3 separate regions of the Homo sapiens genome follow, and regions 2 and 3 are each linked to region 1. A link is a contact called in ENCODE Hi-C or POLR2A ChIA-PET data. All regions are on one chromosome and are shown on one strand. The core of a region is the stretch at or near the end of the contact, and the rest is flanking DNA. Distances in the headings are between cores, read along the strand shown. Region 1 has its middle 6.8 kb from the start of LINC02896. Region 2 overlaps TLE3 (TLE family member 3, transcriptional corepressor). Region 3 has its middle 130 kb from the start of LINC02205.

The links. A loop is a pair of places that touch in the nucleus more often than their neighbours do. ChIA-PET counts read pairs that join two places held with the same protein, here RNA polymerase II (POLR2A). Pooled maps may share reads with other maps.
Region 2: a loop to region 1 is called in a map of CD14-positive monocyte, with 2.8 times the contacts of the local background. The contact joins two enhancer-like sites. A Hi-C loop is called at or near these places in 3 of 168 maps with a recorded cell type or tissue (A673, CD14-positive monocyte and ovary) and 5 of 50 pooled maps. POLR2A ChIA-PET finds 5 or more read pairs at or near these places in 2 of 52 experiments (PC-9 and Panc1).
Region 3: a map of CD14-positive monocyte shows a loop between it and region 1 (2.7-fold over the local background). The contact joins two enhancer-like sites. A Hi-C loop is called at or near these places in 16 of 168 maps with a recorded cell type or tissue (CD14-positive monocyte, Calu3, IMR-90 and 8 more), 5 of 37 single-sample maps with no recorded cell type and 24 of 50 pooled maps. POLR2A ChIA-PET finds 5 or more read pairs at or near these places in 1 of 52 experiments (activated B cell).

Annotation. Positions count from the first base shown.
Region 1 is chr15:69,467,655-69,471,466 of GRCh38, forward strand. No RefSeq gene overlaps it. Among named protein-coding and RNA genes, the nearest start is that of LINC02896, 6.8 kb to the left of the region's middle. RefSeq lists an enhancer at 689-888. Within about 2 kb of position 1,922, at least 14 of the 41 ENCODE cell types and tissues checked have a DNase peak (open chromatin) inside an H3K27ac peak, as active enhancers do.
Region 2 is chr15:70,061,442-70,065,684 of GRCh38, forward strand. TLE3 (TLE family member 3, transcriptional corepressor) reads right to left here. Exons shown (of 20, transcript NM_001105192.3): 8 at 3,013-3,029. Among named protein-coding and RNA genes, the nearest start is that of MIR629, 16 kb to the right of the region's middle. Within about 2 kb of position 1,295, at least 13 of the 41 ENCODE cell types and tissues checked have a DNase peak (open chromatin) inside an H3K27ac peak, as active enhancers do.
Region 3 is chr15:70,373,987-70,378,276 of GRCh38, forward strand. No RefSeq gene overlaps it. Among named protein-coding and RNA genes, the nearest start is that of LINC02205, 130 kb to the right of the region's middle. RefSeq lists an enhancer at 3,994-4,290. Within about 2 kb of position 2,990, at least 18 of the 41 ENCODE cell types and tissues checked have a DNase peak (open chromatin) inside an H3K27ac peak, as active enhancers do.

The sequences.
Region 1 (3,812 bases), core at 672-3,171:
GGGGCCTTCGACAAGCCCCCTGACCTCTCTGGCCCCTGGTGTCCTCACGTTGCCATGAAGGGCTTTTGAGGATGCTCCAGCTCCCACATGGCCAATCCCGACTCCCCTCCCAGGGCCCCTGTTGGGCCCTGCGGCAGGTGCCAGTGGAGTCACCTTCCAGCCCGGCGGGGCCCATTAGCTCCTTGCTCTGTTGACTCTCAGGTAAAACCTTTCTTGTGTTTACTCAGCAAAGATTCTTTTAAGACGGGCTAAGCACACGGTTTACTCTGCTAACAAGCCTTGGCATTTATTGTGAGGACCTGTGTTGACTTATTCTCGAGTCTCCATTGACACTCACTGAGAAACGTTAACGCAAACACAAGGAGACATCCTGGGAGCTCTGAGGCCCGACATTGTGCTGGGGAAGGAGCTCCAGAAAGGGCCATCCTTTCTGTTTTGGTTAGAATCACCTTGAGAGTTAAAAATAACAATAATATAGGCACCATAAGAGATTCTAATGATCTCCTTTTACTTTTTAGGTTCAGTATCTGAACACTTTTGCTAAAGGTCTCTGGAAAGCTCCCTGTGTTAATTCTCGATGAGACTACGTCTGTGCCGGCCGCTTCCTGAGCCTCCTTCCATGTGCATAGGCCTGCTGCATGCTGGAGACCTGCGGCACAGCTGCCAAGTGCCCCGTGTGGTTCTGTGATCTTGGGACAGTCACTTCCTCTCTGTGGTTGTCAGTCTTCTCATCCCTAAGGTAAGGGGACGCTGTCTCCACGCTCATCTCCTCAGCTAGACTGGGGCCTCAGGCCTGAGCCCAGGGCCTAAGAGCCCTAAAAAATGTTTGCTGAATAAATGAATGAATAAGCCACATTAGCCACTCTCTCCGGTCTTGCTCCGACATCTTGTGCCTGAATCCTCCCCCAGTGCAGGCTCTGCTTTGAGTCGTACGTAGTCTGATGAGATCTGCTAATGGGGTCACTGCAGACAACCACAGAGCCCCAGCGTCTGACTCATACGCTGCGGCTGCCAAGTGGTTTCACCTGCCTCTGCCTCTCTCATTACCTCCTCTCATTCAAGCTGATGCTTGTAAAGGAAACAGCTTTCAGGTGAGGGGCCTGTGTATTTGGTTTGTCTTTGTTGCCTGGAAACTGTTGACATCCTGAGACATTCTGTTGCCTTCACTGGGTAATGAAAAATTGATTACTTTTCTCTCTGTCAACAAACTATAGCCCGTTCCCCTTGGCTGGGAATGGGTGAGAAGTGTGTGCGTCTTGCTCCGTGGCTGTTTGCTTGCTTTCAACAAGTTGGGTTTGCTTGACTTAGAGGTGGGGGTGGGGCCCAGAGCAGAGGGACAGGATAAGTGGCTGTGGGGGAGGCTCTTGGGGAGAGGACTCTCCTCACTTCCCTTGAGCGCTCCCTCAGTTCCAGCAAATGCCTTCACCCAGCTGACCCGTGGCATCTCTCCCCTCTGCAGTGTTCTCTCTGCTCAGCCTGCCCAGAAGCCTCCTTGAGTCTCTCCAGCCCTGGGGACAGCCTGAGATACACAGCTAATACCATTTCCTCTGTGTTCTGCTCTGTGTGGTGTCTCCTCTGGACTGTGCACTGGGCTGGCATCCCCTACCTGAGGGGATGGGCAATAGATATACCCAGAGGAGCTCAGCATGCTAGATTTAGAAGGGACCTCAGAGAGCATCCAGCCCTCTTGGTTTTACATTTGTGGAAGAGAAAGCTCATAGGGCAGGTGACGTGGCTGTGGCCACATAGCTAAGTGGTAACAGAGTATGCCTTCTTGACTCCCAGTCCAGTAGGATGAAGGTCGTCAGTTTGGTACTCACTGTCCTTGGTGGAATATGAAAGTCATGGGATGGCCCTCACCCCAGGAACATATCAAACACTCAGCAAAAGGGGTCAGAGACTGGGCAAGAGTGGACAGAGGCCTGGGGTCTTTCCGTGGGGAGCATGGTGACTTGGCCACTCAGCAGGGATGGAGGTGGCGGAGCTCACGTGAGAGAAGCTTTCAAAAGGTGGTGTTGAGAGAACAGTGAAGAATGGGCTTTGCGAGGGTGGCCTGATGTGTAGGCTTGGCTAAGTCCTCTCCTTTCCTGACTCCATGTTTGGTGCCTGCATGCCTTGCTCCCCAGAGCGGGGACAGCGTGTGGGCCCCACAGCCATGGGAGAGCAGAACTGCCCAGGGTAGGAGGTCACAGCCTCAGGCTGCCTGGTCCCACTCCAGCAGCCTTCTTGGCCCCAGGTAAGATCTGTAGATGACCCCGTAGGCTCAGCCTTGCCCCCAGCCTTGGGGGAGCCCATGCTTGCAACAGGATAGATAAGGGCTCTCTGAGATTCCCTGAGCTATCACTCCTGGCTGGCCCTACTTTAGACCTGCCTTGCTCCAGGAAAGGATCTTACACTTTGTTCCAGGGCCCCAGGCCTGCCTAGACATCTCTGAGTCAGCTTCAGGGGATCATAACTTTAAGCCTCTTGTTCTTCACTGATTGCTGTACTCAGGCATTTCTTGAGTTCCTTAGTCCCTGGGTTTCGGGCTGGCTTAGGAGCAGCCAGTTGGAGGGCTCTGGAAGTGTTTTGCTTGCTTTGCATCAATGGTGGACTGGGGCTGGGGCTGGGGCTGGGGCTGGGGCTGGGAAGGGTGCTTTATCACTGATGTCATTAAGAATTGCCAGCGCATGGTCAGGATGAGAAGCAGACTAGCTTCTTTTTTTCTTCTTGAGACAGTCTTGCTCTGTCACCCAGGCTGGAGTGTAGTGGCGCGATCTCAGCTCACTGCAACCTCCGCCTCCCAGATTCAAGCAATTCTCCTGCCTCAGCCTCCCAAGTAGCTGGGATTACAGGTGCCCGCCACCACGCCCGGGTAATTTTTGTATTTTTAGTAGAGATGGGGGTTTCACCATGTTGACCAGGCCGGTCTCGAACTCTTGACCTCAGGTGATCCACCCACCTCGGCCTTCCAAAGTGCTGGGATTATAGGCGTAAGCCACTGTGCCCGGCCCAGACTGGCTTCTACTCAGTTTTATCACTATTGTTACTTTCTCTACAGACTCATTGCCTGACCCTGGGGGATGGACCCTTCTGCCCCTCACCCCCACCCCAGGTATACCACCGGCAGGTATAGAGGTTTTTACATACTTATTTCTTTTTAAAATAAACCTTATTTTTTAGAACAGTTTTAGGTTTACAGCAAAATTGAGCAGAAGGTACAGAGATTTCCCATATATCACCTACCCCTACAACATGCACAGCCTCCCCCACCATCAAAAACCTGCAGGGAGTTGTCCATTTGTCACAGTCCATTAACCTGCATTGATACATCATCATCTCCCAAAGTCCATAGTTTACATGAGAGTTTGCTCTTGGTGCTGTGTATTCTGTGGATTTGGAAAATGTAGAATGACGTGCATCCATCATTGAGGCATCACACAGAGCAGTCTCACTCCCCTAAAAGTCCCCTGCACTCCACCTGTTCATCCCTCCCTCCCCCAACCCTGGCAACCACTGATCTTTTTACCGTCTCCATAGTTTTGCTGTTTCCAGAATGTCGTCTAGTTGGAATCGTGCAGTCTGTAGCCTTTTCAGATTGGCTTCTCTCGCTTAGTAATGTGCATTTAAGGTTCCTCCATGTCTTTTCATGGCTTGGTAGCTCATTTCTTTTTAGCACTGAATAATACTCCACTATCTGGTTGTGACATGGTTTATCCATTCATTTACTGAAGAACATCTTGGTTGCTTCTAAGTTTTGGCAATTATGAATAAAGCTGCTATAAACACCTGTGTGCAGGTTTTGTGTGGATATAAGTTTTTTTTTTCAACTC
Region 2 (4,243 bases), core at 45-2,544, 590 kb after region 1:
CCCTCAACTATAAAGCAAATGAGGATGAGAAGCCTTTGGGATGGGAGGCCTGGGAAGAGGGAAGATGACGGAGTAGTCCTAGGGGTTGATAGTGGTCAGAAATCACCATGTGGCTGTTACCACCGAGCTGGGGAGCAGGGAGGGAAGTGCAACTGGCAAGGGCACCTGCCAGCAAACCTCTGTGCCCAGAGACTAATATCAGGACCAATGCCCCTCTATGATATTGGTGAGGTTTACTCCTTTCTAAGAGTCCAAACTTTACCTTCACCCACCCACCAATTTCCGAGCAGCTGCCCTGGGTCAGCCCTGGTGCTGCAGGCCAGGAGTGGCAGAATGAATGAGATACAATCCCTGCCCTCCAGGAGCTCATGGTCCAGCTATGATGGAGCTGGAAGAAAAGGACAGGCCATCCCAGGTCCCAGTCCCCATGCAACACAGGAGGTCATATGGAGACCCAGAGGGACATCTGTTCAGAAGAGAAGAGCATCAGAAGGCAAGTGGAATGAGGCTTCCCTTCTCTTCTCCACTTTCCCAGAGGCCAAGCGTGGCTCAGGGGCAAGGGCCACTTGGAGGGAACGGGGCTGGGCAGTATTCGGTGGGAATAGTGCGGCAACCAGCCTCAGAACTTAATTTCCTTTCCTAAGCCGGGTTCTGGGCAGCCCTACCCGGCCAAGTTTCTGCCCGAAGCAAATTAAAATGGCAGAGTTATCAAGCCTTGAAGAAAAAATGGAGGTTATAATGGAACTGCAGCTCAACCTTCCCCACAGCCGTGCAGGAGCGGTGGCGATGCGCGCACAGCCACAATTCAATTAGCTGCTGCAATCGCCGGCAGAAAAATCACCGTCATTTCATTTCATTTCCTCTGACGGTGGTGGCCACCCTGTGCTAAGCAGAAATGCTTCCAGCCCCTCGCACTGGCTGCCCCTTGCAGGCGGGCGGGCAGGGGAGGGGGCGTGCGGCTGCTCGTGTTTCTCCTCGCGACCCGGTGCTCGGCTCGGGAGAACAGCGAGCTCTTTCTTCTCATGCAGTCAGGCTGAAAACCCTCGCCGCTACCGGAGAGTCATGTCAGGCATTTAGCGGCATCGATCCAGCCCGCCTCTGGCTGGCAGGCGGCCAAAAAACTAAGTATTTTTTATTGCTTCGGCTAGGCAAGGAAATATGAATGAAGCTACCACTAATTGGACTCCAGACTAACCCCTCTGGGACAGCTTCCAGCCCGTCCCCCCATCCCCCCTCCCACTCTGACACAGCCCTGTCCTTCCTGCCGTAGGCCTCATCTGTTGACAACCTGGTTTCCAAAGCCTGATTATTTCAGTCTACACCGCCGCTGACACCGTCACCACGCCACATGCCATGCGCACAGCCTCGGCCCTGCCCACTGCTGCCTCTGCCCAGCATCTTGATTCATTCCCACTGGAGTTTCCTGAGGCCCATGTGTGCCATGCATGGACCTCAGCGAGCATGGTAAACAGCCCAGCTCTTGGGGGTTCCCAGGGGGGGTCTTTTAGCAGAAAACTTTCACAGATGGGGCACAAAGCCAGAAGCCAATAGGGATGAGGATGAGGTAAAGACTCATGCTCTTTAGAGAGTGCTGGGCTTCCCACTCCCCCTCCAATTCCACTGAAGTGGGTCCCTGCTAGCCAGGTAATCTGGATCCTCAGTCAGGTTATAAAGGGTCTTCCGAAACAAAGCTGAGAGGTTGGTCAAGCAGGAATTATTCCCATGGTATGGATAAGGAAACTGAGGCTCAGAGAGGCCAAGAGAACTACACAGGGCCTCATAAAGCTGGGACCAGACCTCAGCCTTAAAATGTCCAATCCAGGCCTCCGCCTATCTAGGCAAACTGCCTCTCCGAAAAAATGCCACTGTTAGAGGATCAGTACCGAGGCAGTGAACATGGATTTTCAGCTTCAATGACTCCTCTCTTAGGTACCTAGCCATTCCTCAGCCCAAATGTGGTCCTGGATTTCTGAGCATGTAGGCGGGTCAAGAGGCCACGGACGCCAGCCTCACTGCTAATGGGAGGTTTAAAAAGTCAGCCTGGGTAGGGGGAGGGCCAGGAAGGGAAGGAGGGCTGGATTGGAGAGAGCTGCGCAAGGAAGCTGCTGTCTAGATGGTTAGTTAACTGCCTGACCTTCCAAGTCCTACTTAACACGAGGTAATAACCAAAGCCATCCTAACAGATTAGATGGCCCCAGATACAAGGACAGCGATGAGGAATAAAATAGCTTTGCTAATCGCTGGAGGATTTTTTTTATCCAGACTCCACTGCGCTTATTCAGAAGGCTTATTCACTTGAAACAGAACCTCGGAGCCTCAGTGTGATCAGAAAGATTTACAACAAATCTCAGAGCTGGCAGACACGCAGGCGGCCTGGCCTTAATGCTCGCCTGCTAGCACTTTCTTAAATCGAGTGAAAGCCCAGAGCAGGGAGAAACTGCAGGCGTTTGAAGGGAATGAGGAGGATGCAAGATCATACAGGAGGCATCCTAGCAGGGGGGTGGTAAAAACCTTGGCCCTGAACATGGGACACCTGGGTCCTTAGCCCTGGGTTTAGCCCAGAGACTCCACAAAGCCCCTCGCAATGGAAGATCCAGGGCTGGTCAGCTGACCTCTCAGAGTATCACCTCTCATATGAAACGGAGTTAGAGCTCATTTAGCCCAAGCTCTTCATTTGACAAATGGCAGACCTAAAGCCTGGAGAGAGGAAGGGCTTCCACAACTGAAGGTCACTCTCAACAGGTGACGACAGCAGCTCCCATTTTATGACAGTAGCTACCCCTCACCCTGCCACTGGCTCTGGACTAAGACATCAGCACTGAAGCTCCCAGCTCAGCAAGAGTAAACAAACAACAAAATCCCTAGTTACAACCCACAGAGCAGAAGCGGGAACCCAGAAGCCAGCTTTGGATACCGACTGACTGGTCTCAGGCCCGCGATTCTGGGAGCCCCGAGTCCCACCTCCTCCCAGCACCCAAACACCCCTCCGGGTTCCAGAGTGCCAACACTTACCGCACTGGATTCTCTCTCTTTGGGGAAAGAAGGCCAGGACAGGAGGAAGGTCAGGCACCCCAAAACAAAAAGACAAAAAAGAAAGGAAAAAGGTCAGTCTAAGTCCAGCTGGCTTTTGTGATTTGCTAGTGCACTGGTTTTAAAATGAGCAGAAGGCCTGGATTGCTGTCTCCGTGGATCAGCCAAGGCAGGGCCATTAGGTGGCGTTTCTCGGTTTGGAAATTTGCCACCCAAATTCCAATGCTGCCCCCACCCCTCTAGTCCCCAGGGTGGGCAAGGGAGGCCCAGTCCCCAGGGTGGGGAGGGTAGGCCTTTGACCCAGTTCTCCCTGTCATGCCAGAGGGCACCAAGTTTACTCTTTAGCAGGCTAGGGGTCTTAAGATCACAAGCTTGAGAAGGATCATGCCATATAAAATACCAGTAGGACCTGGGAGTTAAGAACTTTATTGTTAAAAAAAAAAAAAAAAAAAGGAATTTAACAGTGGTTTAATTTTGTTTTTGAAATTAACACCATTCTGTGATTCTTTGTCAGGATGCCCCTAAAAGCTGAAGCCTCTGAAACTGTGCCCAGCTAAGCACTAGCTCCCCAGTTCTCCTGTCTGCTATGGAGAGGCCCCTCTTCCTCTGCCAAAAGGACCATCCTACTGTAAGACAAAAAAATGTAGCCTCCAGTTCCCTGGACCGGCTACCACCCTGTGGCCTGGGCCAAGGCAGGATGGTGACATTCCAGGTCCCTAGTGCTCAGAAGGTGTTGGCTACGTGCCCCAGTAAATACCGTATCTAAGGGCAGAGTGCATTTGGCACCAATTTTTGAAAAGGGCCTCCCAGGGAGCCAGGCTTTTCTCTTTTCTGATCCAATGAACCACTCCTGAGGCCAAGCTCGGTGCAGCTTCATGGGTCCTCATGGTAGGGGCTGCAGAGAGGGTCAGAGAACAAGTTCTGACTCCAAGTCTATGTGATCTCTTGCTGGGGTGTGCACTACCCCCACTTACAGGCAGTCAGCTAACAAACCTTTACCTGAGCACTGACTGTGCACCTTTCCCAGGTTTCTGCATTGGTGAGACATAGATGTAAGGAAAACACCCAAGAACTTGGCACCTGTCCTAGGGAACTAATGATCGTGGTGAGCACAAGACATTTTCCAGGGGTAGGATGTAAGACGACAGTAACAAGGACTCAACTTTGGCATCCCAACTCTTAAACTCTTACAGGAACTTGAAAAAGCCCCTAG
Region 3 (4,290 bases), core at 1,740-4,239, 910 kb after region 1:
CTTCTTTCTGTTCAGAACCCATCTGCAGAGCCTCTGGAGCCTTGAAGGCAGTGGCCGGCAGTTCCCACCACAGCCCTCTCTCCTGTCTCCTCCCGGATTCTCTTTGCTTTTAACATTTCTGTTCCCTCTCCGAATTCCCTGCTCTGTTATCTGCCCCCCACCTCTCCATCCCCTCCACCACCTTGAGGTCTCTCCCCAGAACTTTCTCTCTCTTAGCAGTGGAAGCTGAGCACAGGGGAACCCTGGTCTGCAGGAGCTGAACTGGCCTTGGCACCCACACCTGCCTGGGGACAGCCAGGAGGAGCTCCACCCACTGCTAGCCAAGCTGTCCCTCATGACCATCATGGGGCAAGGGCTGGCCACCTATGGAGTCAGCCAAGTGGGTTTCTTGTGCCTCTAGGAACATCCAGTAAAATCTCTTGGTTCCCAAATTAAAGAAGCCACCATTTCGTGAGTGCTTCCTATGGGCCAGGCTCTGGGCTCAGCCCCTAGAAGCATTACCTATTTTAATGCTCCAACAACAGCAGGCACAGTTATTGTAACTTAATTCCCCGGAGAGCACACAGAGCATGAGGGGACTTCTCAAGGTCCCAGAATAGGAGAAAGGCAAGGCCAGGCTTAGACCCCCCGACATGCCTGCTGTTGGCCCCTGTCTCTGCTGCCTCCCCCATACTCTGTCCCTAGACTTTCCTCCATGAAAACTGCTTTTCAATTTAATTTTTGTTTAACTTTTATTTTATTGGGCAACACTTTATCCTATAAAATAGACTGAGTGTTCCCTACACGAGAACTGCTTTTGTCCTCGAGTGGAGTCCAATGAAACCCACTGAATTTGTCACTGATAACAGCTGAAGGTGTGCCCTTCCCAGGGCCGTTCGCGTGTCCTATACTATATTCTTCTAGGCCCAGACAATACATCTGTGATGGCAGAATTTCAAACAGACAGGGAGTGGAGCAGATCACTTTGATTTGGGAATGGGGCAGCCCAGAGGTCCCGCAACACCCCCTCCAGGAGGCTGCCTCCTCTGCTGTCTCATAAAGCTGCCCCATCCGCCCGCCACAGTGAAGCAATCAGACCCTCTGTTCCCTTGTTCACTGCTCACCTAGCTTGGCTCCGAGACCAGTGTTGTAGACCTATTAATTATCAGGATAATTACGGACGGGGAAATCCAGACACAGATACAATCAGTGCCCTCCTCCACCTCCCCGCACACGCCCCTCCCGGTCTCCCTGACATCCTGGTGTGCACTGTGTTCCCCTGCCATCTCCACGCTGCGGCTCCTACTAGACCCACCCCTGCCGGTGCCAAAATGCCCAAAGGAAGGCTGAGTCATGCTCTGGCCTGCCCAGCCGCAATAGTCATGCTGCAACTCCCACGGAAAACCTCCTTTCACCCACTCCAGAGGTCTGAGACACCCTAATGGGCCAAGTCCTTTCCCCTCACCCATAGAGCTCAAACTGCCTCTCACCTTGCCCCCTTCCAACTCAGGCTGTAGAAAACACTGGATAAAGTAAGGCTTACTAACCAAGCATCCCTGCACCTAAAAATGGACCGCTTAATTTCAGGACCCCCTGAAATTGTCAGCAAAAGTTTCTCTGTGCACATCTGTACATTTAGCTGGGAAGACTCCACAGCTTATATCAGATCGTCACAGAGTCCCAAGCCCCAATGGGGTAAGAATCTCTGAATCTAACATGTCACAGAGACCACCCCCTATAACACTTTACCAAGAACTTAATCCTCCATGAGCTCGCCTAATGCCTGCTCCTCTGTGGACAGGCAAGCCATCACTTGGGTTGGGAGCACCAGCCTGCAGCCAGACTACCTGGGTTTTTCATCCCAATACTGCCACTTTCTAGCTATGTCACCTCGGTTTCCCTGTCAGAAAAAAATGAGACCACATGGCATCTTGGTTTCCTCCTTGGATCACTACAGGGAGTGGCAGCAGCCTGGCTGCTCCAATTGGAACTTAAAAATCACTAGGGATCATGCAGGTCATAAACAAAAGGAAGAAGCACTACTATGGACTCAGGCTGCAGTTACAGTCAACAACCCTCCCTCCACCAAGATCAGCACAGAGAGTCTCTCCCCAACATCCTCATATCACAGCACGCTCCAGGACTGGGGAATCCCTGAGGATGGCTCAGGGCAGCCCAGCCTCCTTTCTGAAAACAGGATTCAGAGCTCATAGAAGCCTCCCTGCCCTGGGAGTCTCAAGAGAGCACTTAAGCACAGACACCTGGTTTAGCTTGGTAGGCACCCCTAGCCTGCGGAGCTTACCCCCGCCGCACACATCTGGAGAGTCAACCATTACAAAGAGAAATAGCAGGACTGGTCCTGCCCCTCCGGGATGGTGCCGCCAGTCTAGAGTAAAATGCCAAGCACGGGCTCAAGACTCCTGCTGAGGCCAATGGTAAGCCAGGCTGCTTCAGGAAGGGAGGGAGGAGAAGGGAGGGAAGAAGAGAGGGAAGAGGAAGGAGGGAGAAAGGGATGGAAGAGGGAAGAGAATCAGAGAGGGAGGGGAGGAGGAAGAGAGAGAAGGCGGGAGGAAGGAAGAGAGGGAGGGGAGGAGGAAGAGAGAGAAGGCGGGAGGAAGGAAGAGAGGGAGGGGGAGGTAGAAGGGAGGAGAGGGAGGGAAGGAAGGAGGCTCTCCAAGCCTCTTCAAGCCTCTCCATCCCTCCCTCTTCAAGGCAAAATATACTTTCTCTAAAAAAAAAAAAAAAAAAAACAACAAAAAAAACCCCCCTTCATCCTTTTCCTTTCTGAACAAGAGCTTTGTAACACTAGATGGTTGATCCGAAAATAACTATTTAGCCCTTAGACAGAGGTGTTTTTTAACAGGAGAAGCTGAGATATTTTGAAAGCCACCCCTGAGGCGAGAAAGTTGTGCAGAAGGCACTAATTGTCAACGCTCCCCAAGGACAGCCTGCCTGTTCCAAGGCAGGAGGAAAGGGCCGAGCTGTCAGCGCCCGATTCCTGGGGGAGTCTGCCTCGCCCGCGCTCAGCCAGCCAGGCCAGCTTCCTGCCCGGCATGGAGGAGATAAAACACAGGAACACAGACGATCTTACATAACCGAAGCGGGACTGAACATTTTCAGCAAATTACCTCTGTTATGAGCTCTGCCATAAAATCGCCTCACAAGTGAATTTAGTTTTTCTTCCCTCCGTGCCCAATCAATTAGCACATGAGTAATACCAAGCCCATTAGGACAAACTGATGCCGGGGGAGTTATGTCATCTGCTATAGAAATGATTGCTTAATATACCAGTTGGCTCCGAGGAGCTCTTAGCCACACACAATCTTGCCATAATCGATAGCAACAGTCAAACAACGCTGTTTCCAACGAGAACACTGCTGGGCAGAGCCTGAGCCAGAGCCAGTGTCGGGGACACAGAAGCTGAGTGGGCCCCAAATACCAGCTCCCTCCCTCCACCTTCCTCCTCCAACCTCCCCTCCCTGCTGCTGCCCTTCAAAGCCAACAGGAGAAGCCTGATGGTGGCTCAGAGAAATAGAACCCCGGACAGGTGGGGTGGGGGCAGCGACGGTGAGAGGGAGTGTCACTGTGGGGGCAGGGGAGTGTGCAGAGAAAGCCTGGAAGACAGGGCTTGCCAGAGCCTGGGAGTTGTGGGAATTCCTATCCAAGAGAAAAAGGAAAGGCATGGAACTCTTTCTGCCTCCATATTTCCTAGCAACTGCAGAATGGGCTTTCAAAAGGAATATTGAAAGATGTGTGAGATTAAACCCTCCGTGGAGCTGAGCATATGTGCATGCTCAAGGCATGTGTATGTGTGCACGTGTGTGGGCACATTCACACATATAAGCATAAACAAGGACAGGTGCCCACACCTACAAGTATATGTTTACATGTATGCATGTACAGTTGGTGGGGTCAGCATGGAGGGCTCTGTGTGTGTGTGTGTGTGTGTGTGTGTGTGTGTGTGTGTGTGTGTGTGTAGCTACTGGAGTACTGCATACATGTGTGCATATGAGTATACATTTGTGTGCAGGTATGTGCATGTGTTCCTATTATCCTAGAATGCAGCCGTCCTGCAAGATTAGCCGGCCTCCCCTATCACGTTGTTCAATCACAATTCTGGGCTGCAGAAACCAAAGGTAAAAGCTAAAAGCCTTTTCCCCAAGATGATAGGGAAGAGAGACAGCGAACTGCAGCTGGCAGCCACCTGAGCGTGGCATCATGGAAAAGTACCAGCTTGGTTTTGGAGCTAGATCGCCCTTGGATCTGGGCCCTGCCCTGCCATCTAGAAGGGCAAGTTCTTTAATTTCCCTG